2 separate regions of the Homo sapiens genome follow, and region 1 is linked to region 2. The links are chromatin loops, found by intact Hi-C in ENCODE. Cell type or tissue: Caco-2. All regions are shown on one strand. Each heading gives the region's core, and the rest is flanking DNA. Links, peaks and the distances in the headings are about the cores only.

Region 1 (16,541 bases), core at 3,428-11,427, 120 kb after region 2:
GCTTGAGCGTGGGTGGTTGAGGCCTCAGTGAGCTGTGGTACGCCACTGCATTTCAGCCTAGGTAACAGAGTAAGACCCTGTCTCCAAAAAAGCAGGGAGCAACTCCTCAAACTCCTCATCTGTTGAAGTTTCATCGTGAGGTTACAGTAATTCAGTCACATCTTCAGATTCCATGTCTTTTCCTATTTCCACCACACTTCCAGTTACTTCCTCCACTGAAATCCTGAACCCTTCAAAGTCATCCATTAGAGTTGGAATCAACGTCTTTCAGACTCCTATTTGTGTTGATATTTTGACCTCCTCCCGTGAATCAGAAATGTTCTTAATGGCATCTAGAATGGTAAATCTTTACCAGAAAGATTCACTTTGCCCATATCCATCACAGAAATCATTATCTATGGCAGCTGTAACTTTATGAAATATGTCTTAAATAGTAATACTTGAAAGTTAAAATTGCTCCATAATCCATGGGATGCAGAACAGATGTTGTGTTAATGGGCGTGAAAACAACATTAATCTCTTTGTACCTTGCTATCAGAGCTCTTGGGTGACCACGTGCACCGTTAATGAGCAGTAATATATATACACACACACACACACACACACACACACACAAGTATATACATATATGTGTGTGTGTGTGTGTGTATATACATTTTTTTTTTCCCATACAGAGTCTTGCTCTGTCATCCAGGTTGGAGTGCGGTGGCATGATCTCAGCTCACTGCAACCTCTGCCTCCCAGGTTCAAGCAATTCTCCTACCTCAGTCTCCCAAGTAGCTGGGATTACAGGTGTGTGCCACCACGCCTGGCTAATTTTTGTATTTTTAGTAGAGACAGGGTTTCACCATGTTGGCTAGGCAGGTCTAGAACTCCTGACCTCAGGTGATCCACTCACTTCAGCCTCCCAAAGTACGGGGATTACAGGTATGAGCCACCGTGCCCGGCTAATTTTCTTTTCTTTCTTTTTTTTTTTTTTTGAGACAGATTCTCGCTCTGTTGCCCAGGCTGGAGTGCAGTTGCGTGATCTTGGCTCACTGCAACCTTCACCTCCTGTGTTCAAGCGATTCTTGTGCTTCAGCCTCCAGAGTAGCTGGGACTACTGGCACACACCACCACACCCGGCTAATTTTTGTGTTTTTATTAGAGATGAGGTTTCACTATGTTGCCCAGGCTGGTCTCGAACTCCTGGCCTCAAGCAATCCACCTGCCAGCAGTAATATTTTGAATTTTTTTTTGGTGAGCAGTAGGTCTCAACAGTGGACCTAAAATATTCAGTAAATCATGCTGTAAACAGATGTCATTCAGGCTTTATTGTTCCATTTATAATGCACAGGCAGAATAGATTCAGTGTAATTCTTTTTTTCTTTTTTTTTGAGACAGGGTCTGCCTCTGTCACCCAGGCTGCAGTCTGCAGGCTGCAGTGCTGTGGTGCAATCTCAGCTTAATGCAACCTCTGCCTCCAGGCTCAAGCAATCCCTTCCACCTCAGCCTCCTGAGTAGCTGGGACTACAGGCACATGCCACCATGCTCGACTAATTTTTTTGTTCTTTATGGAGACAGGGTTTCACCATGTTGCCCAGGCTGGTCTCTAATTCCTGGACTCAAGTGATCTGCCTGCCTTGGCCTCCCAAAGTGTTGGGATTGCAGGTGTGAGCCACTACACCTGGCCCTTTCATTTTTATGTTATGTAGATGGGTTCTTTCCTTAAACCTCATGAAGCAACCTCTTCTAACTTTTCTTCAGCTTCCTCAACTGTCTCAGCCCTCATAGAATTGAAGAGAGTTATGGTCTTGCTTTGGCTTATGGAATATTGTGGTTGGTTTGATCTTTCCAGTCCATGAAAACATTCTTCTTACCAGCAATAAGGCTGTTTCACTTTCTTGTTATTCCTGTGTTTATTGGAGTAGCACTTTTAATTTCCTTTTAATAACTTTCTCTGAGGCTGAGGTAGGGGGATCGCTTGAACAGCCAGCAGTTCAAGGCTGCAGTGAGATGTGATTGCACCACTGCACCCCAGTCTGGGCCATATGAACGAGACCCAGTATCTAGTAAAAGAAAAAAAAACAGTACTTGTCTCTTCGCATTCACAACTTGGCTGTTTGGTGCAAGAGTCCTAGCTTTCAGCCTCAGCTTTTTGACATGCCTTCCTCACTAAGCTTAATCATTTCTAGCCCCCCCCACCTGCCTTTTTTTTTTATGAGACAGTCTCACTCTGTTGCCCAGGCTGGAGTGCAGTGGAACAATCTCAGCTCACTGCGACTTCCACCTCCCGGGTTCAAGTGATTCTCCTGCCTTAGCCCACCAAGTAGCTGGGATTGTAGGTGTGCGCCACCAGACCCAGCAAATTTTTATATTTTTGGTAGAGATGGGGTTTCACCATGTTTGTCAGGCTGCTCTTGGGCTCCTGACTTCAAGTCATCTGCCCGGCTCAGCCTCCCAAAGTGCTGGAATTACAGGGGTGCGCCACCATGCCTGGCCCATTTCTAGCTTTTGACTTAAAGTGAGAGATGTGCATTTCTTCCTTTTACTTACTTGAACACTTAGAGACCACTATAGGGTTATTATTTGGACTTATTTCAATATTGCTGTGTCTCAGGGAATAAGGAGGCCTGAAGAGAAGGGAGAGAGATGGGGAATAGCTATTGGAGCAGTGAGAATATACACAGCATTTACTGATTAAGTTTACCATCTTATATGAGCACAGTGCATGGTGCCCCAAAACAATTAACAATAGTAACATTGAAGAACACTGATCGCAGGCTGGGCATGGTGGTTCACACCTGTAATCCTAGCACTTTAGGAGGCTGAGGTGGGTAGATCACCTGAGATCAGGAATTCAAGACCAGCCTGACCAACATGGTGAAACCCTGTCTCTACTACAAAAATTAGCCAGGTCTGCTGGCAGGCGCCTATAACCCCAGCTACTCAGTAGGCTGAGGCAGGAGAATTGCTTGAACCCGGGAGGCGGAGGTTGCAGTGAGCCGAGAGCTGAGATCCTGCCACTGCATTCCAGCCTGGGTGACAGGGCAAGACTATTGTCTCCAAAAAACAAACAAACAAACAAAAAAACACTGATTACACATCACCATAAGAGATAAAATAATAATGAAAAAGCTTCTTGAGATAATAGGAGCATCACCAAAATGTAAGGGAGGCATACAAAGTGAGCAAATGCTGTTGGAAAATTGGCACCAGTAGACTTACCTGAAGCAGGGCTGCCACAAACCTCAATTTGTAAAAAGCGCAATATCTGTAAAGCACAATAAAATGAGGTATGCCTGTAGGGCCAGGAAAAATTGAGGAAAAATTCATTCCTCTTCACTGCCCCACAGGTGTCTTGGGGAGAGGGAGTATGAAAAACTAATTTAATTTTACCCTTTGTCTTTCAGGTTTGTCCTATTTCAAAGGCACGTGATGGGATCTTTTTGAAGTGCCTTTCTTAGCCACACCTAGGGATTAGGTTCTCTGAATTCAGGGACTTCTCACAGTATGTTTTTACTTGGTTGCCTTCCTTTTCCTAAAATGATTTAAGAAGTCCTTTGCACATACAGAATGCTCCGTGGCCATTAAATAACAACCCTTTTCCTGCCAGTCATTGACCTCCAAAAATTCAAGGGGTCAGTTTGTTTGAACTTGAGATCTAACACCATTTGTTCAGTTTTTTTGTTGAAATTACTGAATCAAACTTCAGAAAAAGGGTGGGGAGCACAACAGAGTGACAAAATTATGCTATTAAGTTGTGTAGAAAATAGAAAACACTTTTGAACATATAGACAAGATAAAAAGGCCACGTTTTGCGTTCGTCATACAACCGCTAAAAATACAGCAGTGCCTTGCTGCTGCTCTGTCTCTGTGGAATATCATGGTTAAAGTATAACCCCCATTTGGTGCATAGGAAAAAGGCACACAAAATTAATTTAATTTTTCTAAGATTACATATATAAAATTACAAGGAACGTGTAGATTTCCTGACTATACCTGGTATTTTATCAATGAATTGAAATGTGTAAAGAACCTCAGAGTACAACAGAGTAATTACTATGGTTTCCTAGCATGCATTGTAACTACTTAATACATTATTAATTATTCAGGGAGGTGGTTTTTTCTAGTTGCTACTATGTATATTTTGATTTTTTTTTTTTTTAGCACAGAGGCATAGTAATATTTGTATTAATGTTGGTGAAATGAAAATTTAAAATTTTATGTAAAATGAAAATTTAAATTGAATTTCAGAACAAAACTTTATCAAATATTTTCCAAAATAGGCTTTTGTGTTTTAAGTTTCTACCTTAATTAACTTTTAGGCCACCCTTGGTTTTTGAAATTTGAATCTGATTCTGTTTTCTTCAAGGGCCTGTATCTTCCTTTGTATACGCTTTGCATAGCAAGTACAGGTCATGCTTAGCATTGTGTTGAATGTTGAGTTTATTTCAGTGTAAACTGAATGCTTTAGCGTAAACTCAGCATTCAACACAATGTCTGGCATTAAATGATTTGCATAGTATTATGTAAAATGTTCTTGTACATTGTAGCAGTGAGGATATCTGATATAATTTTGACATCAGCATTATATATGTAATTACATTTCTATTTTTAAGTATTAAGGAATGGAAATATTTTAATCTTAATATACTTAGGAACTCTGGGATCTTCCCCAACCTCCCCACTTCCCCCAATAGCTGCTGCTGGAGATGGAATCCTATCTGAGGGTTAATAATAATGCCATCACCCATTCCCTTCCCCCAGCCTTATGCTAGAGCCTAGTTTGCCTGCAGCTGCAGTGCTAGGCATCTTTCAGGAAGTGACCTTGGCTTGTATTAATCAAATTCAGAACACACAAAAAAGCTTCTTGCTAACATGCTGACTTGATGTAAAATTTTATCGCATCCATTTTGTTTCAAAATGAGGCCATTTTGTAAAAAGAAGATATACAGAAGACCCCTAATTTATTATATATCTATATATACGTATATGTAAAGCTTTTGCAAACCATGTTGAAAAAACAACTAGGTCTATTTTAAAGTAGACTTTTTATTGCCAAATATGCATAAACTTAAATCATGAAGGCTTGGGAATTGTTACTAGAAAATTACTTCTTTTAATGTCGAATTAAGAAAAAACTATCAGCATCGAGTTTATTTACTATCTTAACTGACATTATATTGCTATATAAACTTTAAACACTGAAGTTATTTTGGAACCCTTCAGCAGTTATATTAAGTCACACACTTCTGTATATTTGCTTACTTTCACGTTTTCAGAAATAACTGGTATCTTACTTTGCTGGTTTGGATAAGAGCTAATATCCTACATGAAATCGTTTTCTTAGGCAATGGTGGTGCCTACAGGGTATTCTAAACGTAAAGGTAAATTTAAGTCAATGAGTCTGTTAAAATTCAACTACCTATTGTGTCAAAGAGAGAAATATTGCTAACTACAAATTTACAGTGTGTTCATTTAGGATTTGACTAATCATTTTAATAGTAGAGCAGTTAATACAGCGATTTCACTTTTATCCTGTGGTGCTTCAAAGGCATCTAGTTTTTAAATGTAGTCCAGTTAAGGTGTATGTAGTAGAGGTTTTCATTTTAGACTTGCTCAATGTTAAATATAGAATGTTGAAAATATTATTTAATGGATTAGTTTATTGGTTTCTGCATTTGAAGAAATTTACATAAATTAGTTAGGGAGCAGTTGTACCTACTGCCAAATGGTTCACTCCTGAGTTTATTGTACAGTTACTCCCAGGTACTGAAATATAAGAAAAGAAAAATTTAAACCTTAGCTAAGAGCTCTGCCTGCATTTCTGTGGATCCACATTATGAAAAGGATAGAGGAACATTACCTGTGTATAGTAATGGTTTGAGGAGAGGGTAGGGAAACTATGCAAATAAAAAAATTGGGGTATAGGCAAATCCTTCAGTTAGATGTCTTTATTATCTGAGTTACTTTTAAAGCATTTACTGGATACACAACCAGTATTATCTTTTTACCATCCTATAAATTGTTCATAGAATTGCAACCTCATGGAGGAAAATCCATCTCCTTTACCTGCCTAAATTTATTCTTTGTCTTGATACTAGCATTAATAATTGGTTTGTTAGATACTACAGGCTAAAGAAACTCAGATTTCAAGAAGAAAGAAGATAATTACTCGATCATTTCTCCCCTCAAACACCTGTTTAAAATATATTGTCTTGAATAAAATTGTCACCTTGAACTTATTGTGTTCTTTGCCTTCTCCACTCCCCTGTCCTTAAAAAAAATAAAAAGAAGGGAAAGCCTTATAAGAAAAGGAAAATGTGCAATCCTGGTAGCCAATGAGTTAATGTTCATTTGCAGCCCGAGGGGTCAGCATGCAGCCTGTGTTTCCTGATTGGCTGCTAAAAGGTGAAATTGAAACCACTGTAAACTTTTGACCCTGTAGCAATTCTTGTGGAACGCCTTCCACTGGTGGAGCCCAGAGCTTTGCTCACTTCCCCACCCAACTCTCCCACCCTCTTTCCTGTATTTATTTTGTGTGATCCTGCAGCACTGCATGCAGTTTTTCCAAAGTGGCAGGGAGAGAGAGGCAGAACAAGCGCAAGCAAGCGGCTTGCTTGAATGCCTGTTTTGGTAACCATTGGATAAGAGCTAATATTCAACTCAGCCAAAGATATCAGGCCTTTTATACTAATCTGCCAACCAGATTTTTAAGTTTTCTCCTTAATCTAAAGCTAATTTAAAAAAATTTAGGCTAGTTTAGTTCCATTGTTCATCAGTGGATAGTATCGTTGTATAAGCAAAAATGTATGGCATAATTTCCTGGATGTCTTGAATTAAAAATAAGTTTTAAGTTTTAGCTACCTTTACCCCATTTATGTTTCCTGTATCCCTATGTAATTTTTACACAAATGGCCATTTCATAGAAGGTTTTTTGTCTTTTGCCTTTATTATGAAGAAACTCAAATGGCATTTTGGTTATGACAACTCTGGACATAATTGCAGAAATTGTACAATTAATGCCTCCCCCTTTGGCTGAGATAAATGGTTTTGGATTTGTCTTGCTTTCACATGTAAATAGTGTTGAACAGTTAACAACCCCATGAAAAAGGCAGGGTAGTTTTTCTCTATTCTTTCCTTATACTCTCATGGGACTCTGGTCTTTTTAATTCTTCCTTTTATCCATGGTGTCTAGCACAATGTGGCACATGGATGCTTAGCAGATGCTTACTGAATGAACATAGCTTTCATTTTAGGAACTTTAGGTCTGTTTATACCTGCTTCCCTTTTCCTAATTAATTGATGGCAGCAACTGTGATTTGCTTATTTCCAAGTGCCAGTGCAGTGCCTGATTCTAATAGATACACAGCAAGCATTTAATTGAAATCGAATTAAAATCTAACACAAGATCATTTCAAGAAGCAGGACTTTACAAAATCTAGGTTTTCAGAAGCCAAGGCGTCTGTTTTCACTGCGTTATTATGAATTTTCAGGCTGATTCCGTATAGAACTAAATGTTTAATTTATTAAATATGTAGAATACATTATAAGTCAGCTTGATTCTTTCTAGTATATATCACAAGATATGTGGTAATACCTGTCTTTATTTTACTAGACATGCATATGCTGTAATTTGAAATAATTCCTTGTCCCCCACTCCCTTATCAAGAAGATTATAGCATTTAAAAAAGATTGTTATAAATGTCTTACCAATGTTCTCCTGGGAAGCAAATACATTTTTACTTAATTGAACATACAATAATGGACTAAGTAATGGGAAAAAAAAATTCTTAAACTGAGTTAAGTTTATATAGCTCAAAAAAAGTGGTACCATTTTATATAACTTTATTATTATTATTTTTTAAGACAGAGTCTTGCTCTGTTGCCCAGGCTGGAGTGCAGTGGCGCGATCTCAGCTCACTGCAACCTCTGCCTACGGGGTTCAAGCGATTCTCCTGCCTCGGCCTCCCGAGTAGCTGGAACTACAGGCGCCCACCACCACACCCAGCTACTTTTTGTATTTTTAGTAGAGATGGGGTTTAGCCATGTTGGCCAGGCTGGTCTCGAACTCCTGACCTCAGGTGATCTGCCCACCTCGGCCTCCCAAAATGCTAGGATTACAGGCATGAGCCACTGCACCCAGCCCCATTTTATATAACTTGAAATGTTCATATGATTTTCAACTTGCATTTGGTCTTCTCCTTTCATTATAGCTACAGATTAGCTGTAGTTGATTGTTGCAAGTGAAACCTGTGGTTAGAGTTTTGATCAAAGATACTTATCACTTGATAAATAATCCCAACTGCAAAAGTGTTGGATTTTGACGTTAAATTTAACACTAATATTTTGCAGCCTTTAACCTGAAATTCATTTGGTGACCCAGTCTACTCTGTAGTACTTTGAAGATTATTGAGCAACAGCTAGCTTTTCCCAGTGACAGTGGCTCCCCTTTTCTGTGATTTTAGGGAAGTGAGGAAGGAGATCCTGGGAGCAGTGCCAGTGGGAGCTTGGAAAGAACAATGGGTTTAATATGATTAATTGTAGAATCCTTGCCCCTTTTCATGTTCAACAGTAAAAGAAAAACATGTTTATAATATTCAGTGGCTGCTTTTTGCCCTGTTGGTGTTTCCAAGCATTATATATTATATAGTTTGGATTTTCCTGTGTATCAACTCCTCTCCCCAATTTTATTCTTTGTTCTGGCTTTGAGGCATATCTTCTCAGACTAGCTATTAACAAGGCTTAATTTGATGTTTGATTTCCCCTCACGTCCTTTTAGGTCTCTGGTGATGAAGGCTTAAAATAAAAACCTAAAACTAAAACAGGGGCCATGTTGTCCAAGATGGACTCAGATTCCTGAGCTCAAGCAATCTTCCTGCCTCAGCCTCCTGAGTAGCTGGCGTTACAGGTGTGCGCTGCCATGCCTGGCCTGGTGATGCAGGTTTTGGTAATGTAGATGTCATCAGTAAACCATTAATTCTACTAGAAAATTTAATGTCCCTGTTACCTTCTCAGATGTCTAATGTTTCTGGAACTTCTCACATTTAGTTTTATGTCAGTATGATTTGGTTTTTGTATGTGTGATTGATGAAAATCTGAATTGTGAAAAGGGATAATCTTGTTTTTGATAAAGAAAAAAAATACTGTCCTAAGAAATCTGCTAGGATTGTTGCCTTTGCAGAATCTTTTTTCCAGACAAGTTTAACTCACCAGCAAATTTACTAACAGTTCTATACTTACAGGATCCTGGTATATAGTAGTACTCCTTTCCAGGTTCCTGGTAGGCAAGCCAATCATTGTTCTGTGACTATTTGCGAATCTCTCTGGTTTAATTATACACTTCCTTGGAGGGGAGAATTTTGTACCTGGCTTGTCTTTGTGTTACTGAACTGAACTGGGTCTATTTTTCTGTGTATGCAATGGAAAGCTGAACACTAAGCACCAAGTTTTTGTAGGAAGAAAAGTTTATTGCAAGGCTGCTGTGTAAGGAGACAGGAGTTGGGCTCAAATCTGCCTCTCTGAACTAGAGTTTGGGTGCAGGTTTTATATTTGGAGAGTAATGAGGTGTGATCTGAGTGGATCCTGCCATGGGATGATGTCAAGGCTTGATTTGGTTGCATCTTCTGTCCTGCCATGTGGTGTCTGCTCTTATTCATTCGCTGTTCCTCAGTTTGATCATTTAGATTCCACCCATGGTTGCATTCTTTGTTCATCTGGGCATGCTGACTTTACATGATCTTCCACCTGGGGGTCCAGCAGTTAACATTTGGGTCCAAGGGTGCAGATTGGCAGGGTCAGCATTCCTTTGAGAAGTACGAAGACCAGCACTATAACACTGGAGTATTAATCTAGGCCCTCTCACCACCTTCTACACGAGGCAGCAGTAATTGTTTCCTAGGTCCATTATGCTACTAGATACTTTCTGACTCAAATTCCTTTCCTGGCCGGGCACGGTGGCTCATGCCTGTAATCCCAGCACTTTGGGAGGCCGAGGTGGGCAGATTTCTTGAGGTCAAGAGTTCGATACCAGCCTGGCCAATGTAGTGAAACCCTGTCTCTACAAAAATTAGCTGGGCATGGTGGCATGCACCTGTAATCCCAGCTACTCGGGAGGCTGAGGCAGGAGAATCGCTTTAACCCGGGAGGCAGAGGTTGCAATGAGCCGAGATCATGCCCCACTGCACTCTAGCCTGTGCAACAGAGTGAAACTCCATCCCCCACCCCCATCCCCCCAAAAAATCCTTTCCTTATCCCACCTCTTTTGTTCCTTAGGTGCTAACCCCACCCCATGACCCTCCTTCGTCTTTCCTAATAAAGGAAAAAACATAAGAGAACCATTTTAGAAGTCAAACCTGATTTAAAACAGGGCCAGAAGATCTTAGAGGTTCTTTACAGAAGTTCTGCCTACCTTTTCTCCGTTCATCTTACACGAATTAAATTGGATAGCATAAAAATTCAAGTTAAAAAACATAACATTCGGTCCGGTATGGTGGCTCACACCTGTAATCCCAACACTTTGGGAGGCCGAGGCAGACAGATCACTTGAGCTCAGGAGTTCAAGGCCAGCCTGGGCAACATGGTGAAACCCTGTCTCTACAAAAAATATAAAAATTAGCTGGGTATGATGGTGTGTGCCTGTAGTCCCAGCTCCTTGGGTAGTTGATGTGGGAGTATTGTTTGAGCCTCGGAGGTCGAGGCTGAGGTGAGCCATGACCATACCACCACACTCCAGCCAGTCTGGGCACAGAGTGAGATCCTGTCTCAAAAAGAAAAAGAAAAAAGCTACAACTTTGGTGCACAAAATTATTAAAAATATTATATAAAATTACCTTCAGGCTGTGTGTATAAGTAACATAAATGAATTTTATGTTTGGACTTGGGTTTCTTCCCCTAGATATCTCAGTATGCATATGCAAATATTTAAGAAATCTGAAAAAAATTCGAGACACTTATGCTTCTAAGCATTTTGCATAAGGGATAGTCACCCGGCACTACCTAGAGTTTTCTTTTTCCTTTGTTGTGAGCCACATGTAATGTGCCTCCCATTCCCTGCTCACTGATTTTCTCCCCTCTAATTTTAGTTTCAGAAACACAACAGACCTTTCCATAATGCAGCTAGATTGTGGTTGGCTCTCCCTATATACTGTCTGCAGACTACACTACGTGGAATGTCCATGGCTATAATATGTTTGTTACTTGTAACTTGTGAATATATCATTTTTCCTTTCCCCCATACCAACAGATCTACCAATTCCAGCATGAAAGCTATTAACTTTAGGGCGTAATTATGGTTGTTATCTTGGTTCGATACCATTGGAATTAGTGGCAATCATATTGTTGCTTTATTGTTAAATTTGGAAATTCATAAGGTAAAGTGAATGTTCTTACTGGTTCACTTATTTATTGCAGCAGAACCTGCACGCCATTTCTTCAAGTGCAAAAGCCTGCTGTTTATATGTTCATGTGTTTTATTGTAGATTATTTTGAAGAACGGTCTCTCATTTCCTTGCTAATATTTTGTTTTGGTGGTCAAAATGCATCCTTTTATAGAAGGCAAGAAAACATCTGAGCCTTTCCTCTGGCCTTTGCTTGTTGGCTTTATCCATCCCTCCCTCATCTGATAATTTTTGGACTAGGGCATTTAAGCATTTGATTCTGCCAGGGTATTAATGTTGTCTTTATTCTCTGTTGAGCACTGATTTTGGACAAATGAATACCCCCACAAGTTCAGAGTACCCATCTGTTTTGATCACTTTTCAAGATTCAGAACTGGTCTCCACCACCTCCACTTTGCATTATCCATTTTTACAAACTGTGACAGAGTACATATTATATATGCTATGCCTGACTTTTATTTTAATTAATTAATTAATTAATTTACTTATTTTTGAGATGGAGTTTTGCTTTTGTTGCCCAGGCTAGAGCGCAATGGCATGGTCTTGGGTCACTGTAACCTCTGCTTCCCTAATTCAGGTGATTCTCCTGCCTCAGCCTCCTGAGTAGCTGGACTACAGGCGCATGCCATCACACCAAACTAATTTTTTGTATTTTTAGTAGATATGGGGTTTCACCATGTTGACCAGGCTGGTCTCAAACTCCTGACCTCATGTGATCCACCCACCTCGGCCTCCCAAAGTGCTGGGATTCGAGGCATGAGCCACTGCGCCTGGCCCTGACTTTTGTTTTTTAATTTTTATTTTTTTGTGTGTGGAGATGGTGTCTTGCTATGTTGCTCAGGCTGATCTTGAACTCCTGGCCTCAAGCGGTCCTCCTACCTCAGCCTTTCAAAGTTCTGGGATTATAGGCATGAGCCACTGCGCCTGGCCCTATGCTTGACTTTTCAAACAGAAGTAGTGATTATATGGTACAATAAGACATCTACTCAAATTCCTAGGAAGAGGTGGTGTACTTGATAGCTTTTGTTTGTTTCATATATCCAGGGAAGGGAAAAATGGGAAGACTTAATTTTTTTGAGAGAGAATCTCGCTCTGTCACCCTGGCTGGAGTGCAGTGGCATAGTCTCGGGTCACTGCAACCTCTGCCTCCCAGGTTCAAGTGATTCTCCTGCTTCAACCTCCTGAGTAGTTGGGATTACAGGCGGATGCCATGTCGCCCGGCTAATTTCTGTATTTTTAGTAGAGTTGGGGTTTTGCCATGTTGGCCAGGCCAGCCTTGAACTCCTGACCTCAAGTGATTTGCCCGCCTTGCCTCCCAAAGTGCTGGGATTACAGGCGTGAGCCACCACGCCCGGCTGGAAGACTTAATTTGTGGGTGACTAATCATAATGCTTAAATGAAGAAAAGACAATAAAATTCAATCCCTCCTCTTCTTTTTGTCCTCAGGATCAAAATACTTGCTGGATGGTGGACTCAGAGACCAATAAAAATAAACTGCTTGAACATCCTTTGACTGGTTAGCCAGGTAATTCAGCTTTAGTTTGATTTGATCCTTTGTAATTTTTTGTCTTCAACCTTCTGAAGATATTACCCTCCTCTTTAATTTATGATTTAATTAAAACTATTTATGCTTCATGTTTTTCTCTTTAATGATTATTAAATGAATGTGCTTAGAGTACTTGAGTGAATACGTATGTGTATGTACAGTTGGCCCTTGAACAACTGAGGACTGGGGACACTGACCCCTTGTTCAGTAAAAAATGTGCAGAACTTTCGACTCCCCCCAAACTTAACTACTAATAACCTCCTCTTGCCTAGAAGCCTCACTGTTAATATAAACAGCTGATTAACACATATTTTGTATGTTACATATATTATATCCTGTATTCTTACAATAAAGTAAGCTAGAGAAAATAAAATGTTATTAAGAAAATTATGGCCAAGTGCAGTGACTCATGTTTATAATCCTAGCACTTTGAGAGGCTGAGGTGGTTAGATCACCTGAGTCCAGGAGTTTGAGAACAGTCTGGGCAACAGAGCGAAACCCCATCTCTACAGAGAATGCAAAAACTAGCCAGACATAGTGGCCTGTGCCTTAGTCCCTAGCACTAGAGACACTGAGGTGGGAGGATTGCCTGTGCCCATGAGGTTGAGGCTGCGCCTCAGCTGTGATTGTGCCACTGCACTCTAGCCTGGGCAACAGAATGAAACCCTGTCTCCAAAAAGAAAAAAAAGAAATAGAAAAAAGGAGAAAATTTTAAGGAGGCTGGACATGGTGGCTCACTCATATGCTCACAACTATGATCCTAGCACTTTGGGGATTGGAGGTGGGAGGATCACTTGAGGCCAGGAGTTGGAGACCAGCCTAAACAACACAGTAACACCCCCAGTTCTACAAAACACACAAAAAATTAGCTAGCAAGGTGGTGTGCGCTTGTAGTCCTAGCTGCTTGGGAGGCTGAGGTGGGAGATTGCTTGATCTCAGGAGTTTGAAGCTGCAGTGAGCTATGACTGCACCACTACACTTCAGCATGGGCAACAGTATGAAACCTTGTCTCTAGAAAATAAGTAAATAAATAAATAATTAAAAAGGAAAGACATGGCCGGATGCGGTGGCGCATGCCTGTAATCCCAGCACTTTGGGAGGCCAAGGTGGGTGGATCACCTGAGGTTAGGAGTTTGAGACCAGCCTGGCCAATGTGGTGAAGCTCCGTCTCTACTAAAAATACAAAAATTAGCCGGGCATAGTGGCGTGTGCCTGTAATCCCAGCTACTCGAAAAGCTGAGGCAGGAAAATCACTTGAACCTTGGAGGTGGAGGTTGTAGTGAGCTGAGATCATGCTACAGCACTCCAGCCTGGGCAACAGAGTGAGACTTCATCTCAAAAAAAAAAAAAAAAGTCATAAGGAAGAGAAAATATACATATTATTCATTAAGTGGATCATCATAAAGGTCTTCATTCTTTTCGTGAGGTTGAGTAGGCTTGAGGAGGAGAAAGAAGAGGAAATGTTGGTCCTACTGTCTTAGGCATGGCAGAAATAGAGAAAAATCTGCGTATAACAGAACAAATGCAGTTCAAATGTGTTGTACAAGGGGTTATGGTATTCGTATATATGTATATACATACAAATACAAACATAATTTTGGGGGAAGAGAAGAAATTCCCCCTCCTTATGTGTGAATATTTTAATGGCATTTAGTCAAACATCTGAATTAGCCTAACTTACATTTGCTGTTTCACCTTGTGAAGACAAATTTCCCCAGATTGCTTGTGCTGGCAAATAACATTTCATCTAACCCCTTTCTTAACTTTTTTTTTTTTTTTTTTTTTTTTTGAGACAGACTCCCTCTGTCACCCAGGCTGGAGTGCAGTGGTGTGATCTCGGCTTACTGCAGCTTCTGCCTCCTGGATTCAAGCAATTCTCATGCCTCAGCCTCCCAAGTAGCTGGGATTACAGGCGTGCACGGCCACATCCGGCTAAGTTTTGTATTTTTGGTAGAGATGGGATTTCACCATGTTGGCCAGGCTGAAACTCCTGGCCTCAAGTGACGTGCCTGCCTTGGCCTAAAGTGCTGGGATTATAGGCGTGAGCCACTACGCCTGGCCCCTTTTCTTAACTTTTAATATTACATCAGAATAGGAAAAATGAGAATAGAAAAAGCTGTCTAGTTGCCGAGAAAACAATCATGCTTTGCTTAGCTAAATTTCTTTTGGTAATCCCATCATTCTCTTGGTTAGCTAGGTTTGAAATCTGAGTTGTCTTTGAATCCCACCGTACTCTGATTCATTTGGTAAGCAGGCTTTATCTGGCTTTCTATTTTCATGTGTCCTGTATTTGTTCCACTTTCTGTTCCTAATTTTAGCTTCCGAGGCCAAGACCCCATAATTTCATGAGGGTGTTTTTCCTTGTCTCTACTGCTTCCTTGTCCACTCACTTAAAATTTAGCTAGATTTTCCTAAATGTATACTTTTAGCCAAGCTTATGTTGTGCTCTAAGTTTTGTGCTACCTTTCCTTGGCTTACAGAAAGAAAAAGTACAAACTCCCTTCTCTGACATTTCAAATGGTACTTTATCTGAGAATCTATCCAAGTTACCAGCCTTAGGTCTTGCAATTTCCCTGTAAAATCCCTCAGTTAATTGTGATATATACCCATTCTTCTGAACATGGCAGAGAACTATCTCCACAGGTTTTTTTTTTTTTTTTTTGAGACAGAGTTTGTTACCCAGCTTGGAGTGCAATGGCGCGATCTTGTTTCACTGCAACCTCCACTTCCAGGGTCAAGTGATTCTCCTGCCTCAGCCTCCTGAGTAGCTGGGATTACAGGCACGCGCCACCCTGCCCGGCTAATTTTGTATTTTTAGTAGAGACGGGGTTTCACCATGTTGGCCAGGCTGGTCTTGAACTCCTGACCTTAGGTGATCTACCTGCCTCGGCCTCCCAAAGTGCTGGGGTTACAGGTGTGAACCACTGTGCTCGGCCAATTTTTTCTTTTTTAAATACCTTTTATTTGGAAGTATACATTTACAAAAGTTACAAAAATATAGTATAAAGAACATCTGGATATCCGTTATCCAGACTTACCCACTTGCTTATTTGTATTTGTGCTGTCCTACTCTCTTTTCTCTTTTTCTACCCACGTAAACACACACACAATTTTTTTTTTTAACCATTTGAGGGTGAGTTACATATGTTATGCTTCTTTCCCCTAATACTTCTGTTGTATTCCTACAGATAGGGTCATTCTCTTATATAACCATGGTACAGTTAATAACTTCATAAATGGACATCGATGAAATCTATCGCCCATATTCCAGTTTTGTCAGTTGACCTAAGAAAGTCTCTTGTAGCATTTTCTATGCTTCCTGTATAGACTACAGTCTGGGGTCAGGTTCTGCATTCAGTTATTATTTCTCTTTGGCCTCCTTTTTCCTGGGATATTTTCACAGCCTGTCTTTATCTCTTATGACATTGGCATTTTTGAGAACACAACCCTTCCCTAACCCCTTTACTCTGTTCAGTGGAGATGTTCTTCATTTTATGTTGGTCTGAAATTTCCTTGTGATTAGATTAAGATGTTATGGATTCTTGGCAGGAATACTGCATCCGCAATGTGATACTCTGAGATGGAGTCATATGACGTCCGTCTGTCCCTTATTG
Region 2 (16,541 bases), core at 5,756-13,755:
CATAAAGAGGTGTGGAGAAACCTTGCCTTAGTCTGTTTTCTGTTACTATAACAGAATACTAGAGACTAGGTAATTTATAAAGGAGAGAGGTTTATTTAGCTCAAGATTCTGGAGGTGGGGTTGTCTAAGATCTGCAGGATATGGGATTCAGCTTTTAAAAACTGAGCTTCTGGTCGGGCTTGTAGCTTACACCTATAATCCCACTACTTCAGGAGGCTGAGACAGGAGGATCACTGAAGGCCAGGAATTTGAGACCAGCCTGGACAAGATAGGGAGACCTCTTCTCTACAAAAATAAAAATAAAATGGGCCAGGTGCAGTGGCTCACACCTGTAATCCCAGCACTTTGGGAGGCTGAGGTGAGCGGATCACAAGGTCAGGAGATGGAGAACATCTTGGCCAATATGGTGAAACCCCGTCTCCACTAAAAATACAAAAATTAGGCCGGGCATGGTGGCTCATGCCTATAATTCCAGCACTTTGGGAGCACTTTGGGAGGCTCGTTCAATTCGAGCACTTGAACGCCTGAGATCAGGAGTTCAAGACCAACACGGTAAAACCCTGTCTCTACTAAAAATACAAAAATTAGCTGGATGTGGTGGCACGCACCTGTAATCCCAGCTACTAGGGAGGCTGAAGCAGGAGAATCGCTTGAACCCGGGAGGCGGAGGTTGCAGTGAGCTCCAATCATGCCATTGCACTCCATCCAGCCTGGGCAACAGAGTGAAACTGGGTCTGAAAAAAAAAAAAAGAATTAGCCAGGCATGGTGGTACGCACCTATAGTCCCAGCTACTCTGGAGGCTGAGGCAGGAGAATTGCTTGTAACTGGGAGGCAGAGGTTGCAGTGAGCTGAGATTTCACCACTGCACTCCAGCCTGGGTGACAAGAGTGAAACTCCATCTCAAAATAAATAAAATGGCTGAGCATGGTGGCTCATGCCTGTAATCCCAGCAATTTGGGAGGCCGAGGCAGGTGGATCATTTGAGGTCAGGAGTTTGAGACCAGCCTGGCTAACATGGTGAAACCCCACCTCTACTAAAAATACAAATAAATTAGCTGGGTGTTGTGGCACACGCCTGTAATCCCAGCTACTGGGGAGGCTGAGGCAGGAGAATCGCTTGAACCTGGGAGACACAGGTTGCAGTGAGCTGAGATCACACCACTGTACTCCAGCCTGGGCAACAGAGTGAGACTCCATCTCAAAAATAAATAAATAAATAAATAAAATAAATACAAATAAAAATAAAAATTAGGTGGACATGGTGGCCTGCAGTCTCAGCTACTGGGGAGGCTGAGGAGGGAGGATGGCTTGAGCCCAGGAGTTTGAGGCTGCAGTGAGCTGTGACAGTGCCACTGCATTCCAGCCTGGGTAACAGAGGAAGATCCTGTCTGTAAAAAACAAGCAGGCTGACCATGGTGGCTCATGCCTTTAATTCTAACACTTTGGGAGGCCAAGGTGGGAGGATTGCTTGAGCCCACGAGTTCAAGACCAGCCTGGGCAACATAGTGAGACCCCATCTCTACCAAAAAATTTAAAAATTAGCTGGACATTGTAGTGCATGCCTGTAGTCCCAGCTACTCAGGAAGCTGAGGTGGGAGGATTGCTTGAGCCCAGGAGGTCAAGGCTACAGTGAGCTGTGATCATGGCACTGCATTCCAGCCCAGGTGAAAGAGTGAGACCCTGTCTCAAAAACGAATGAATGGGCTGGGCGCGGTGGCTCATGCCTGTAATCCCAGGACTTTGGAAGGCCAAGGCGGGCAGATCACGTGAGGTCAGGAGTTCAAGACCATCCTGGCCAACATGGCAAAACACCATCTCTACTAAAAATACAAAAAGTAGCCAGGTGTGGTGGTGCGTGCCTGTAATCCAAGCTACTTGGGAGGCTGAGGCAGGAGAATTGCTTGAACCTGGGAGGCAGAGGTTGCAGTGAGCCGAGATCATGCCACTGCACTCCAGCCTGTGCAACAGAGCGAGACTCCGACTCAAAAAAACAAAACCAAACAAAAAAAAAGAATGAACAAAGAAAAATTGAGCTTCTAGTGAGGGTCTTGTGCTATGTCATAACATGATACAGAAGAGGAAGCAGACATGTGCAAAGTGACCAACACAAGAAGCAGTCTCGCTTTTTTTTTTTTGAGATGGAGTTTCACTCTTGTTGCCCAGGGTAGAGTGCAATGGCACAACCTCGGCTCACTACAACCTCTACCTCCCAGGTTCAAGCAATTCTCCTGCTTCCTGAGTAGCTGGGATTACAGGCGTGCGCCACCACACCCGGCTAATTTTGTATTTTTAGTAGAGACGGGGTTTCACCATGTTGGTCAGGCTGGTCTCGAACTCTCAACCTCAGGTGATCCACCCGCCTCGGTCTCCCAAAGTTCTGGGATTACAGGCGTGAGCCACCATGCCCAGCCTGCAGTCTTGCTTTATAACAACCTGCTTTGGAGCTGATGAATCCAATCCCATGGGATCGAGAACTCAAGGGAATGAGAAAGACCTTAATACATCTTAATGACCTAATCACCCCTTAAAGGCACCACCTACCAACACTACCTCATTGGGACAAAGTCACGACATAAATTTGAGTGGGGACAAACTGTATTTAAGCCATAGCAAACCTAAAATACTTATTATCAAATGAAAATAAGCCAATGTGGAAAGACTACAAACTGTATGATTCCAATTATATGACATTCCGGAAAAGGCAAAACTATGGAGACAGTCAAAATATCAGCAGTTTCCAGGGGTTAGGAAGGAGGAGATGTAGGTGGTACACCGAGGATTTTTAGGGCAATGAAATCATTCTGTCTGATACCATAATGTGCTTACATTTTACTATACATTGGTCAAAACCCATAGAACTGCATAATACCAAGAGTGAACCCTAATGTAAACTATGGACGTTGATTCATAATGAGGGGTCATGAGGGTTCATCAATTTTAACAAATATACCACTCTGGTGCAGGATGTTGATAATCAGGGAGGCTGTGCATGTGAAGAGACTGGGTATATGGGAACTCTCCATATTTTTTATTTTATTTATTTATTTATTTATTTATTTATTTATTTATTTATTTTGTGATGGAGTCTCACTTTGTTGTCCAGGCTCGAGTGCAGTGGCATGATCTCTGCTCACTGTAACCTCTGCCTCCCAGGTTCAAGCGATTCTTCTGCCTCAGCCTCCCGAGTGGCTGGGATTACAGGTGCCCACCACCATGCCCAGCTAATTTTTGTATTTTTAGTAGAGACGGGGTTTCACCATGTTGGCCAGGCTGGTCTCGAACTCCCAACCTCAGGTGATCCACCTGCTTCACCCTCCCAAGGGCTGGGATTACAGGCGTGAGCCATGGCACCCAGTCTATTTATTTATTTATTTGAGACAGGATCTCACTCTGTCACCCAGACTGGAGGACAATGGCACAATCTCTGTTCACTGCAACCTCCGCCTCCCAGGCTCAAGCGATTCTCCTGCCTCAGCCTCTCCAGTAACTGGGACTATAGGCATGCATCACCACACCTGGCTAATTTTTGTATTTTTAGTAAAGACGGGGTTTCACCATGTTGGCCAGGCTGGTCTTGAACTCCTGACCTCAAATGATCCACCTGCCTCTGCCTCCCAAAGTGCTGAGATTACAGATGTGAGCCATGGCGCCCAGCCCATATTGTTTTTTTTAGAGACAGGTCTTGCTCTGTGGCCCAGGCTGGAATACAGTGGTGTGATCATAGCTTGCTGCAGCCTCAAACTCCCAAGTTCAAGGGATTCTCCCACCTCAGTCACCTCCCAAATAGCTGGGACTGCAGACATGAGCCACCACGCTCATCTAATTTTTCTATTTTTTAGAGGCAGGGCATCCCCATGTTGCCCAGGCTGGTCTTGAACTCCTGGCTCCCAAAGATCCTTTTACCTGGTCTCCAAAAGTGTTGCAATTATAGGCATGAGCCACCATGCACAACCAGCTCTGTGTTTTGCCTTCAATTTTGCTGTCACTCTAAAACTGCTGTATATTATAGTCTATTTTTAAATTTAATTATTTTTATTTTTATTTTATTTTTTTTGAGACGGAGTCTCACTCTGTTGCCCAGGCTGGAGGGCAGTGGTGCGATCTCAGCTCACTGCAAGCTCCGCCTCCCGGGTTCACACCATTCTCCTGCCTCAGCCTCCCGAGTAGCCGGGACCACAGGTGCCAGCCACTATGCCCGGCTAATTTTTTGTATTTTTAGTAGAGACGGGGTTTCACCATGTTAGCCAGGATGGTCTTGATCTCCTGACCTTGTGATCTGCCTGCCTCGGCCTCCCAAAGCGCTGGGATTACAGACGTGAGCCACCGCGCCCAGCTTAAATTTTAATTTTAATTAATTAATTTATTTTTTGAGACAGAGTTTTGCTCTTGTTGCCCAGGCTGGAGTACAGTGGCACAAGCTCGGCTCATTGCAACCTCTACCTCCTGGGTTCAAGTGATTCTCCTGCCTCAGCCTCCTGAGTAGCTGGGATTACAGGCACCCACCCCCACGCCCGGCTAATTTATTTGTACTTTTAGTAGAGATGGGGTTTTGCCACGTTGGCCAGGCTGGTCTCGAACTCCTGACCTCAGGTGATCCACCCACCTCAGCCTCCCGAAATGCTGGGATTATAGGCGTGAGCCCCTGTGCCTTGCCTATAGTCTACTTTTTAAAAGGAGAGGGGGATTGGCCCTGAATGGATCAACTTAGGTCATATGACTCTCTCTGTTCTAATGAATGTGGCCAGAGGAATTGAGCACACTGGTTAGTCATGTTCAGGTGCATGCTCATCTCTGGAGCCAGGAGTGGAATCAGCCCTCCAAAACACATGGAGGCCAGGTTTGGTGGCTCATGCCGGTAATCTCAACACTTTGGGAGGCTGAGCCAAGCAGACTGTTTGAGCCCAGGAGTTTGAGACCAGCTTGGGCAACATAGTAAGACCCTGTTTCTAAAAAAGAAAAAATAAAAATAAATTAATTAACCAGGTGTGGTGGCATGTGCCTGTAGTCCCAGCTACTCAGGAAGCTGAGGGGGGAGGATTGCTTGAACTGGGTAGTTCAAGGCTGCAGTGAACTATGATTGTGCCACTGCACTCCTGCCTGGGCGGAAGAGCTAGACCCTGTCTTCAAAACCAAACCGAAACAAAAAAAACACACGGATTAGGGATGGGAGGGATAGAATCCTAGAAAGAAATTAAGGACTTGTTTCCAGAGAAGAGGGGAACAGATATTCAGAGGTTAAATCAATAGATATTGACTCTCCTAGGCAAAGAGGAGAATGAAATCCTTGTGATCAGACAGCACAGAGTCCAGAGGCCTTGTTGATAAAAGAGATGGAATTTGTGGAAATACTGAGTGATCCATTCTCATTTAGATGTCCAATTAACTCCCATTCACGTCAGCTTTATTAATTTATTGACCACCTAATATGTCCCAGACTTTGTGCTTGGAGTTGAAGAGACTTTTGTGAATAACAACTCAGCCAACAAGTCCATGAATTTTCAAAGGCTCCATGTTTATTCCGTGCACATTTAGAAGACCTTGCAAATTTCACCACTATGAAATTAAATTTCACATGGCCTAATTAGAATATCCGCACCCCTAAATTATTGCAATTGCAGAGAATCGGAGGGTTCAAAGGAAAGCAGGGCACTCACGTAATTCACCACAACCCCCAGGCTGCTGGAACACTTGGTTAACTTTTGACCTTGGCCAACTCCAGTGACCACTTGAAGGGAAGAAAGTGCCATCCCAGGATTGCCCATGATTACTCTTGGGTGGTTAGACCCCTAACTGTGTGCGTCAATCTGGAGATGTTGTTACTGTTCAAAAGAGGGGGACATGAACCACAAATTAATTGGTTTTACATAGGCTTTTAAAACCAACAAAATTAACTTTTTAATATTGTTCATGAAACGAAATACAAACCCTTTATTATTTTAAATTTTAGTGTCTGGACACTTTTGAAGTGGTTTTGTCCGTTTTTTTTCATAAAATACTGCCACTGCTCCATTACTGTTTGTGAGGAAGAAAGTATAATAACACATTGTTTTCTCTGCCCCCGCCACCACCCCACCATGGTTCCTGTTTTTATATATATATATGTATATATGTGTATATATATGTGTGTATATTTTTTTTTTATTATTTTTTTTTCTGAGACGGAGTCTTGCTTTGTCACCCAGGCTGGAGTGCAGTGGTGCGATCTTGGCTCACTGCAACCTCCACCTCCTGGGTTCAAGCAATTCTCCTGCCTCAGCCTCCCAAGCAGCTGGGACTACAGATGCGTGCCATTATGCTTGGCTAATTTTTTTTATTTTTAGTAGAGACAGGGTTTTGCCATGTTGGCCAGGCTGGTCTCCAACTCCTGGCCTCAAGTGATCCGCCCGCCTTGGCCTCCCAAGGTGCTGGGATTACAGGCTTGAGCCACCATGCCCGGCCTCTTGTTTCTATATTAAAGAGACATTTACCTAACTAGATAAAGACCTGCTATGCCATTAACTTAACTTTTTTTTTTTTTTTTTTTTTTAGAGACAGGGTCTCACTCTGTTACTCAGGCTAGAGGTGAGTGGCACGATCACAGCTAACCTCAGCCTTGACCTACCTGGCTTAAGTGATCCTCCCACCTCAGCCTCCCAAGTAGCTGGGACCATAGGTGCAGCGTAAGCCACCACATCATTTAGCAGAAACGGGGTCTTAGTATGTTGCCCAGGCTGTTCTTGAACTCCTAGGCTCAAGCCATCCAACCACCCAATCTCTCAAAGTGCTGGGATTACAGGTGTGAGCCACCACACCCATCTCACACCATTAACTCTTTCAGTCAATCTGCATTAAGCATTTAGTATGTACTTGGTACTATGGAAAGCATCAAAGAAATTGACACTACAGGTTCTAAAAACTTTCCATTGAGGAATTAAGACTTAGTCGGTCTCTAGCTGTGTGATCTTAAGCTAGTTACTTAATGTCTCTGAGTTTCCATTTCCTGATCTATAAAATAAGGATGAAATATTGCTCTTGCAAGGCTCTTGTATATCCATGTATTCAGCAAATATAGCTTGAGTTCCTACTCAGTGTTCCACACACCTTTAGGAAGCAGAGATTCAGTAGTGCTGGGCATTGGAAGGAGTTTTCAGTGGGGATGGAATCCAGGCTGCAAAGAGAAAGCATTTGTATGTGAACGCTTCTGGAAAATTACTTAAAGCTGGGCTCAGTGGCACACGCCTGTAGTCCCAGCTGCCCAGGAAACTGGGGTGGGAGGATCTCCTGAGCCCGGGAGGCTCAGGAGGCTGCAGTGAGCCATGATTGAGTCACTGCATTCCAGCCTGGGAGACAGAGCAAGACCCCGTCTAGAAAAATAAGTAAGTAAGTAAATAAATAATGACCTAAAACCATCCCAGAAGACAGGAACATGAGTCTCTGAAGGCCTCTGTATTAGCTATCTATTGCTGTGTAACAAATTGCTTCAAAATTTAGCAGCTTAAACCAATAAAACATTTATCTCACAGTTTCTGTGGGTCAGGAATCCAGGAGTGGCTTTGCTGGGTGGTTCTGCCTCAGGGTATCTGCCCTGTTTACAGTCATGCTGTTGGCTGGGCTGCAGAGGCTGGAAGCCTCTTTGGGGCCAGATGATTTGTTTCTGAGCTTGTTCATGTGGTTGTGGTCAGAAGGTTTCAGTCCCTCATGACATGGAAGCTGGCTCCCTCACTAAGTGAGAGAGAGAGAGAAACCAAGAGAGAAGTTTTAAGAAAGAGAGAGGGGCTGGGTGTGGTGGCTCACAACTGTAATCCCAGCACTTTGGGAGGCTGAAGCGAGCAGATCACTGGAGGTCAAGAGTTTGAGACCACCCTGGCCAACATGGTGAACCCCATCTCTACTAAAAATACAAAAATTAGCCAGGTGTGGTGGTGCACGCTGTAATCACAGCTACCCAGGAGGCTGAGGCACGAGAAGCACTTGAACCTAGAAGGTAGAGGTTGCAGTGAGCCAAGATGGTGCCACTGCACTTCAGTCTGGGCAACAGAGTGAGACTCCATCTCAAAAAAAAAAAAAAAAAAAAAGAGAGAGAGAGAGAAAGAACCAAGACAGAAGCAGTATTGTCATGATGCACCATCACTTCTGCCTAATTTTACGGGTCACACAGACCACCCTGGTGCAATAGAGGAGGGCACTGCACAAGGTGGGCACACCAGGAGGCAAAGGATCATTGGATCACTGGAGGGCATTTTGGAGTCTGGCTAACACAGCCCCATGACTTTTTTGTGATTTCTCATTTTATTTTATTTATTTTTTTGAGACAGGATCTCACTTTGTCACTCAGGCTGGAGTCCAGTAGCATGATCTTGGCTCACTGCAGCCTCAACCTACCGGGCTCAAGTGATCCTCCCACCGCAGCCCCCCATAAGTAGCTGGGACTACAGGTGCACACCGCCACACTTGGCTAAATTTTTTGTGTGTGTATATTTTTAGTAGAGACAGGGTTTTACCATGTTGGCCAGGCTGGTCTCGAACTCCTGAGCTCAAGCTATCTGCCTGCTTCGGCCTCCCCAAGTGCTGGGATGACAGGTGTGAGCCACTGCATCTGGCCCTGTTCTCACTTTAAATATTCACCTTTTTCCTTCTCCTCCTCCTCTTCCTCTCCTCCTCCTCCTTCTTCTTCCTTCTTCTTCTTCTACTTTTCTTTCTTCTTCTTCTTTTTTATTTATGTTTTTGAAACAGGAAACAGGGACTCGCTCTGTCTCCCAAGCTGGAATGCAGTGGTGCAATCACGGCTCCCTGCAGTGTCAACCTTCTGGGCTCAAGCAATCCTCCTGCCTCAGCTCCCGAGTAGCTAGGACTATAGGCACATGCCACCACACCTGGCTAATTTTAAAAAATCTTTTGTAGAGACAGGGTCTCACATGTTGCCCAGGCTAATCTCGAACCCCTGGCCTCAAGCAGTCTTTCCACCTCGGCCTCCCAAAGTTCTGGGATTATAGGCATGAGCCACTACACCTGGCCTAAACATTCACTTTTATACCTAATTTTGTACTTAAATTTTGTATTTGTTTTAAAGAAGGCTCCCCCAAATTGTCTAAGCTTCAGGTACCACAAAACCTGGATCCATCCCTGGTCCTAAGACAGGTCTTCAGTTTTTTGTGACAGTGGGTGTTAGAGATTTTGTACAAAAGTTCAGAAGCTGGACTCAGCCCAGCGAAAAGGTTTGTTGATCTGCCTGGGGGAAGGTGTGGATTTCAGCCCATCCCTGTATGCCTTCACTCAATACTCCTTTGAAAGCATAAGCTGCTGGAATTAAACCAGTGGTTTTGATGTGCTTGGAGCTGAAGATAAAGTCCTGTTTGCACACTGTAATGGTGTATTTAAACATTTTGACAATTATCAGGTGAAATCTTTGGCTGTTATTGACTCCGCTCCTCTGTAAGTGATTGTGTGCGGCAGGAGAGTCTCTCCACCACATGACTGGGCCCTCACTTACAGGTTAATTGACTTGTTTGGTCGCTTTCTTCTTAAGCCACAGGAGTGGTGAAATGCAATTTTTTTCTTGTGTTCTTTCGTAACACACCAAGACAAACAAAGCTGAGTTTTAAATCCTGTTGCATTTATTAACTTTTGAGGGTCTAGCTATGAGTTTTCAGAAACAACAACCAACCACCAGCTCTTCTGATCTTGGTTTGAATCTCTATGATCTGAGATAAATTAGGTTCCCCCCAAAAAAACACACCCCCACCCCAAGTTGGACACTGAATGATGTATTGGGAATTTGTTTGATACAATAAATGTCCACTATTTATTTATTTATTTTTTGAGATGGGGTGTCTGTCACCCAGGCTGGAGGGCAGTGGTGTGATCTCAACTCACTGCAACCTCCACTTCCCAGTCTCAAGTGATCCTCCCACCTTAGCCTCCCGAGTAGCTGGGGCTACAGGCCTGTACCACCATGCCTGACTAATTTTTTGTAGAGGCGGGGTTTCACCATGTTGCTCAGGCTGTCTTCAACTCCTGGATTCAAGGGATCTCCCCCCAACCCCTGAGATGGCATCTTGTTCTGTCACCCAGGCTGGAGTGCAGTGGCACCATCTCAGCTCCCTGCAACCTCCGCCTCCCAGGTTCAAGTGACTTTCCTGCCTCAGCCTCCCAAGGAGCCGAGATAACAGGCATGCAGCATCATGCCTGGCTAATTTTTGTATTTTTATTAGAGACGAGCTTTCACCTTGTTAGCCAGGCTGGTCTTAAACTCCTGACCTCAAGTGATCTGCCTGCCTCGACCTGCCAAAGTGCTGGGATTACAGGCCTGGACTCAAGGGATCTGCCCATCTCAGCCTCCAAAAGTGCTGGGATTCCTGGCGTCAGCCGCTGGGCCTGGCCTATTATTTCTTATGAGTCTTTGGGTGGTTGCATGGCCCTTCTGTTGGTCTCACCTGGGTTTGCTCATGAAGCTGCACGTGGCTGAAGGCTCAGCCGGGACAGCCAGGTGGCTAAGTCTCTCTCATTCTGTGGGTTTTCTTTCAGAGTTTCTTCTGGTGTGGTGGTCTTGGGGCAGAGTTCCAAAAGAGTGAAAATGGAAGCTGCAAAGTTTTTCAAGGTATAAGCTCTAGACGTGTGCAGCGTCTCTTCTGCCCCACTATGTGGTTAATGTAGGTCCCAAGAAGCTCCACGTGGGTTTAAATCATGTTGGTCTTTTCAGGGCTGTATCCTCAGTATCTAGAATAGAGCCTGGTACATAGAATATTTATTGATGCAACTGAGATTATCATAGTGTATTTTTCTGTGAGCACAGCAGCTTATTCACAGCAGCAGTTTCCTAAATGGTGGCTATTTTATTATAGCTTTCCTAGGGGAGACACATAATGTAAATTTTCTGTTATTTCTTTTCTTTTTTTTTTTTTTGAGACAGAGTCTCGCTTAGTCCCCCAGGCTGGAGTGCAGTGGTGCGATCTCAGCTCACTGCAACCTCCGCCTCCCAGGTTCCAGTGATTCTCCTGCCTCAGCCTCCCGAGTAGCTGGGACTGCAGGCACCGGCCACCACACCCAGCTAATTTTTGTATTTTTAGTAAAGATGAGGGTTTCACTATGTTGACCAGGCTGGTCTCCAACTCCTGACCTCAAGTAATCCACCCGCCTCAGCCTCCGAAAATGCTGGGGTTACAGGTGTGAGCCACTGCGCCCGGCCTCAGTTATCTGCTATTTCTAGGAATACTTTAGGTTGGCACAGAATGAACACTGATCTTAACTGCTTTCCCCAACCTTCCCCCAATTCGCTGTTATCTGATACTCAGTAAACTGCCAGAGATGCATTACCAAAATAATATGGAGGTGGTCAAAATCATCATGAAGAATGTAGACATGGAATCTGTTTGCCTGCGTTCAAATCCCGGCCCCACCTCTTACTCGCTGTGAGACCTTGGATGAGTCATTTAAACGCTCTATGCTTTTGTTTCCTCATCTGTAAAATAGGCTTAATAATTGTACGTATTTCCTGAGATTGATAAAAATTAAATGGGTTAATATTTGTCAAGTGCTAACAAGAGAGGTTGGCATGCAGTCACTGTTATGTAAGAGTTAACTATCATTATAAGTAACGCACAGGCCCTGACTTTGAGTTTCCAATGAGTCACTTTCTTCAGATACCACAAAAACTTTTGGGAGATATTGTTCTCTGCCTCATCTGACAGTCTTCTGGGAATTAGGAAGCCATCAAGATGAACTCTGAGCAAGAGTGAAAGCAGTTCATGACTGGATAGCTTTAATTCACCTGCTTCTAATTTCATCCATGGTGTATAGATTGTTAACTGTGGTTTTCTATCAATAGATATGAATTAGAATGCCTTTTATGGAGAAGTCAGCTTTACAGACTTAAATAGAAAAATAAGGCTGGATGTGGCGGCTCAGGCCTGTAATCCCAGCATTTTGGGAGGCCGAGGTGGGTGGATCATTTGAGGTCAGGAGTTCCAGACCAGTCTGACCAACATAGTGAAACACATCTCTACTAAAAACACAAAAATTAGCCAGGTGTGGTGGCACGTGCCTGTAATCCCAGCTACTTGGGAGGCTGAGGCAGGAGAATTGTTTGAACCTGGGAGACAGAGGTGGCAGTGAGCCAAGATCATGCCACTGCACTCCAGCCTGGGTGACAGAGCAAGACTCTGTCTCAAAAAAAAAAAAAAAAAAAAAAAAAGAAAGAAAGAAAGAAAAAGGAAAAATTATAGCAGGAGCTTTCCTTTATTGATTATTATTATTTCATTATGAAAAAATCTAACATACAAAAGGAGAGAAAATAGTATCATCATCTCCCTTGTCCATTATCTGGTTTCTACAATTATCAGCTCAAGTGGGCACAGTGGCTCATATCTGCAATCCCACTGCTTTGGTAGGTTGAGGCAGGAGGATAATTTGAGCCCAGGGGTTAAAGACCAGCCTGGGCAACATGGCAAGACCCTGTCTCTACAAAAAATTTAAAAATTATCTGGGTGGGCCAGGCACGGTGGCTCACGCCTGTAATCACAGCACTTTAGGAGGTCGAGACAGCTGGATTACTTGAGCTCAGGAGTTTGAGACCAGCCTGGGCAACATAGTAAAACCCCATCTCTACCAAAGATACAAAAATTAGCCAGGTGTGGTCGCACACGTCTGTGGTCCTAGCTACTTGGGAGGCTGAGGCAGGAGGATCACTTGAGCCTGGGAGGCAGAGGTTGCAGTGAGCCAAGATTGCGCCACTGCACTCCAACCTGGGTGCACACCATCCAAAAAAAAAAAAAAATCAGCTGGGCATGGTGGCACACACCTGTAGTCTCAGCTACTCAGGAGGCTGAAGCAGGATGGGGATCACTTGAGCCCAGAAGTTGGAAGCTGCAATGAGCTATGATCCCACCACTGCATTCCAGCCTGGGCAACAAAGCAAGATCCCGTCTCTAAAAGAAAAATAAAAACATAAAAAAGATATTGACAATTAGCAATTTAGGGGCAATCCTGCTTCATCTTTCCCTCCACTCTTGTTCCTGCTGCTTGGATTACTTTGATGCAAATCTCAGCTATCACACCACTCTGTGGATACTTCCGTGTGTATCTCTAAAAAATAAAGACTCGACTTTGGTCATAATCACAATTCTAATATCATACATTTTAAAAGTTAACAATGGCCGGGCGCGGTGGCTCAAGCCTGTAATCCCAGTGCTTTGGGAGCCCAAGGTCGGCGTCAGGAGCTGGATGTGGTGGTGTGTGCCTGTAATCCCAGCTACTCAGGAGGCGGAGGCAGGAGAATTGCTTGACCCGGGAGGCAGAGGTTGCAGTGAGCTGAGATTGTGCCACTGCACTCCAGCCTGGGCTACAGAGCAAGACTCTGTCTCAAAAAAAAAAAAAAAAAATTAACAATAATTCCTAATGTCATCAAATATGCAGGTACTTGATATATTCAAATTTCCCAGCTGAGAGCATTTCTTTGCTGAACTCTTTGTACCCTGTAACATTGGGACTCACTCCCTGACGTCCAGCGATTGGATGCTGTGTCAGAGAACACAAGGAACAGTAGAGCCTGTGTTTACCTTTATTTATCAATGCAATTTTTCAACAATTTATGAGAACAGTTGCCAGAAAATTATGCGGCACATAGACAGTGTTATAGTTAATCTACTGGCTAAGGGATGCCCAGGTAGCTGGTAAAACATTTCCAGGAGGGTGTTTCCAGAAGGGATTAGCATTTGAAACAATAGACTGAGTAAAGAAGAACCTTGCTCGCCAGCATGCATGGACATCACCCAATCCTTGAGGGTCTGAATTGAAGAAAAAGGCAGAGGGAGGATGAATTCTCTCTCTGTTTCAGCTGAGACATCCACCTTCTCCTGCCATTGGACATCTCGGGCCTTCTGACTTGGACCAGGACAGATGCTGTTGGCTCCCTTGGTCCTCAGGCTTTCAGATTCGTACTGGAACCGCATCACCAGCTTTCTCGGGCCTCCAGCTTGCAGATGGCAGATAGTGGGACTTCTCCGCCTCCATAATCCTATGAATCAATCCCTGTAATAAATCTCTTCCTGTTCATAACTATCTATCTATTTATCTGTCTATCTATCTATCTATCTACCTACCTACCTACCTATTATCTGTCTACCTATCGCTGATTTTTTTTTTTGAGATGGAGTCTCACTCTATTGCTCAGGCTGGAGTGCAGTGGTGTGATCTTGCCTCACTGCAACCTCTGCCTTCTGGGTTCAAGCGATTCTCCTGCCTCAGCCTCCCAAGTAGCTGGGACTACAGGCATGTGCCACCACGCCCAGCTAATTTTTGTATTTTTAGTAGACATGAGGTTTCACCATGTTGCCCAGGCTGTTTTCGAATTCCTGACCTCAGGTGATCCGCCCATCTCAGCCTCCCAAAGTGGTGGGATTACGGGCATTACCTATCATCTATTTATCTCTTTATTATCTATCTATCTATCTATCTATCTATCTATCTATCATCTGGTATCTATCACCTATCTCATCTATGATCTATCAATCTATTATCTATCATCTATCTATTAATCTATTATCTATCAATCTATCACCTATCAATCTATTTCTATTATTTATCTATTATAAATCAATCTATTGCTCTATCTGCCTATCATCTATTTATCATCTATCTACCTATCATCTATTTATGTACCTATCTACCTATCATCTATTTATCATCTATTATCTATCACTTATCTATCATCTATCAATCTACACTTGATTTTAGCCAAAAGGCCAAGAGGCGATCTATCTATCATCTATCAATCTATTATCTATCATCTATTAATATAATTATCTATCTATCTATCTATCTATCTATCTATCTATCTATCTATCCTACTGGTTCTATTTCCCTGGAGAACCCTGACTAACACAGGCGGTAAGTAAGTTGTAGTGGTAACTGGGTTTGAGTCTGCCTCCTCCACTCCTCAACCACTTGAATCTCTCTATGCCCTGCCTTAGCCACCTATGAAATGGGAATAATTACAGCAAGGCCAACTCTTCTTCTTTTTTGGAGACGGAGTCTCACTCTTTCACCCAGCCTGGAGTGCAGTGGTGCGATTTCAGCTCACTGCAACCTCCGCCTCCTGGGTTCAAGTAATTCTCCTGCCTCAGCCTCCGGAGTAGCCGGCTAATTTTTTTGTATTTTTAGTAGAGACGGGGTTTCACCTTGTTGCCCAGGCTGATTTCAAACTCCTGAGCTCAGGCTAACCGCCTGTCTTGGCCAAGTCTTCTTAATGTCTGTTCAGCATCTCTTCTCCCTGTCTTCCTTTTGTCACTGGAACCCCCCCATAGGATGCCCTAACACACAGATTTTGGTATGAGTGTGTTCGGCCCCATCTAACTGAGGATGCATCGGAGAGGTCAGATGTGCACATTCACTGTGAAGGGACAGCCTTGAACGTGGACCCACACAGGGGTGATTACTGGTGATGAAAACTCCCTTGAGTTTTACTGAGTTGCATTGCCAGAAGTGACATGATTGTCTAAAGTAGTGAACAAGTTTTGGTAATGTTCCAAACAAAAGAAAGTACAGGCTTCCTTTAATTTATACAGAAGTGACCTTTGTGGAAAATTCAATAATATTGTCTTAAGTCTGTTTTTTGTTGCTTATAACAGAAATAACATAATACATAAAACTTGGTAATTTATAAATAAAAGGAATTATTACTTTTTTAATTTTTAATTTATGTGGGTACATAGTAGGTACATATATGAGGAATTATTTCTTACAATTATGGAGGCTAAGTCCCAGGCTCGAGGGGCTGCATCTGATGAGTGCCTTCTTGCTGTTGGGGACTCTTTGCAGAGACCCAAAGAAGCACAGGGCATCCCATGAAGAGGGGCCTGAGCAGCTACCTGAGGTCTCTCTTCTTCTTCTTCTAAAGCCACAAGTCCCACTCTATGACAACTCATTAATCCATTTACCCATTAACTCATTAATCTATTAATTCATGAATGGATGAATCCATTCATGAGAGCTTTCATGACCCAATCACTTCTGTTTTTTGTTTTTCTGTTTTTTTTTTTTTTCTTTTTGAGACAGAGTCTTACTCTGTCACCCAGGCTGGAGTGTAGTGGCACGATCTCGGTTCACTGCAACCTCCGGCCTCCTTGGTTCAAGCAATTCTTCTGACTCAGCCTCCCCAGTAGCTGGGATTACAGGCATGCATCATCATACCTGGCTAATTTTTGTATTTTTAGTAGAGATGAGGGTTTCACCATGTTGGCCAGGCTGGTCTTGAACTGACCTCAGGTGATCTGCCCGCCTCGGCCTCCTAAAGTGCTGGGATTACAGGTATGAGCCACTGGGCCAAGCCCAATCACTTCTTAAAGGCTGAACCTCTCAGTACTGCCACATTGGGTATTAAGTTTCAACATGAATTTTCAAGGGGACAGTCAAACCATAGCAGATAGAAGTGTGCAAAAAAACGCAATCAGACCAGGTGCGATGGCTCACGTCTATAATCCCAGCACTTTGGGAGGCTGGTGGGTGGATAACCTGAGGTCATGAGTTCAAGACCAACCTGGACAACACGGCAAAACCCCGTCTCTAC

The links. A loop is a pair of places that touch in the nucleus more often than their neighbours do. Peaks named below come from ENCODE experiments on the same cell type or tissue, not always from the same donor. Only the 100,000 strongest peaks of a DNase experiment are listed, where the experiment ranks them.
Region 1: it touches region 2 in a loop (4-fold over the local background); 3 of 110 quality-filtered maps call a loop at or near these places.

Annotation. Positions count from the first base shown.
Region 1 is chr20:47,570,356-47,586,896 of GRCh38, forward strand. NCOA3 (nuclear receptor coactivator 3) reads left to right here. Exons shown (of 23, transcript NM_181659.3): 2 at 12,828-12,906. Among named protein-coding and RNA genes, the nearest start is that of NCOA3, 77 kb to the left of the region's middle. In Caco-2, for the core only: no CTCF peak of the experiment used is centred there; a DNase peak (open chromatin) is centred at 6,466; H3K4me3 peaks cover 442 bases.
Region 2 is chr20:47,445,996-47,462,536 of GRCh38, forward strand. No RefSeq gene overlaps it. Among named protein-coding and RNA genes, the nearest start is that of LINC01754, 42 kb to the left of the region's middle. RefSeq lists silencers at 7,157-7,357, 7,436-7,636 and an enhancer at 7,853-8,062. In Caco-2, for the core only: no CTCF peak of the experiment used is centred there; DNase peaks (open chromatin) are centred at 7,276, 7,576, 8,786 and 9,426.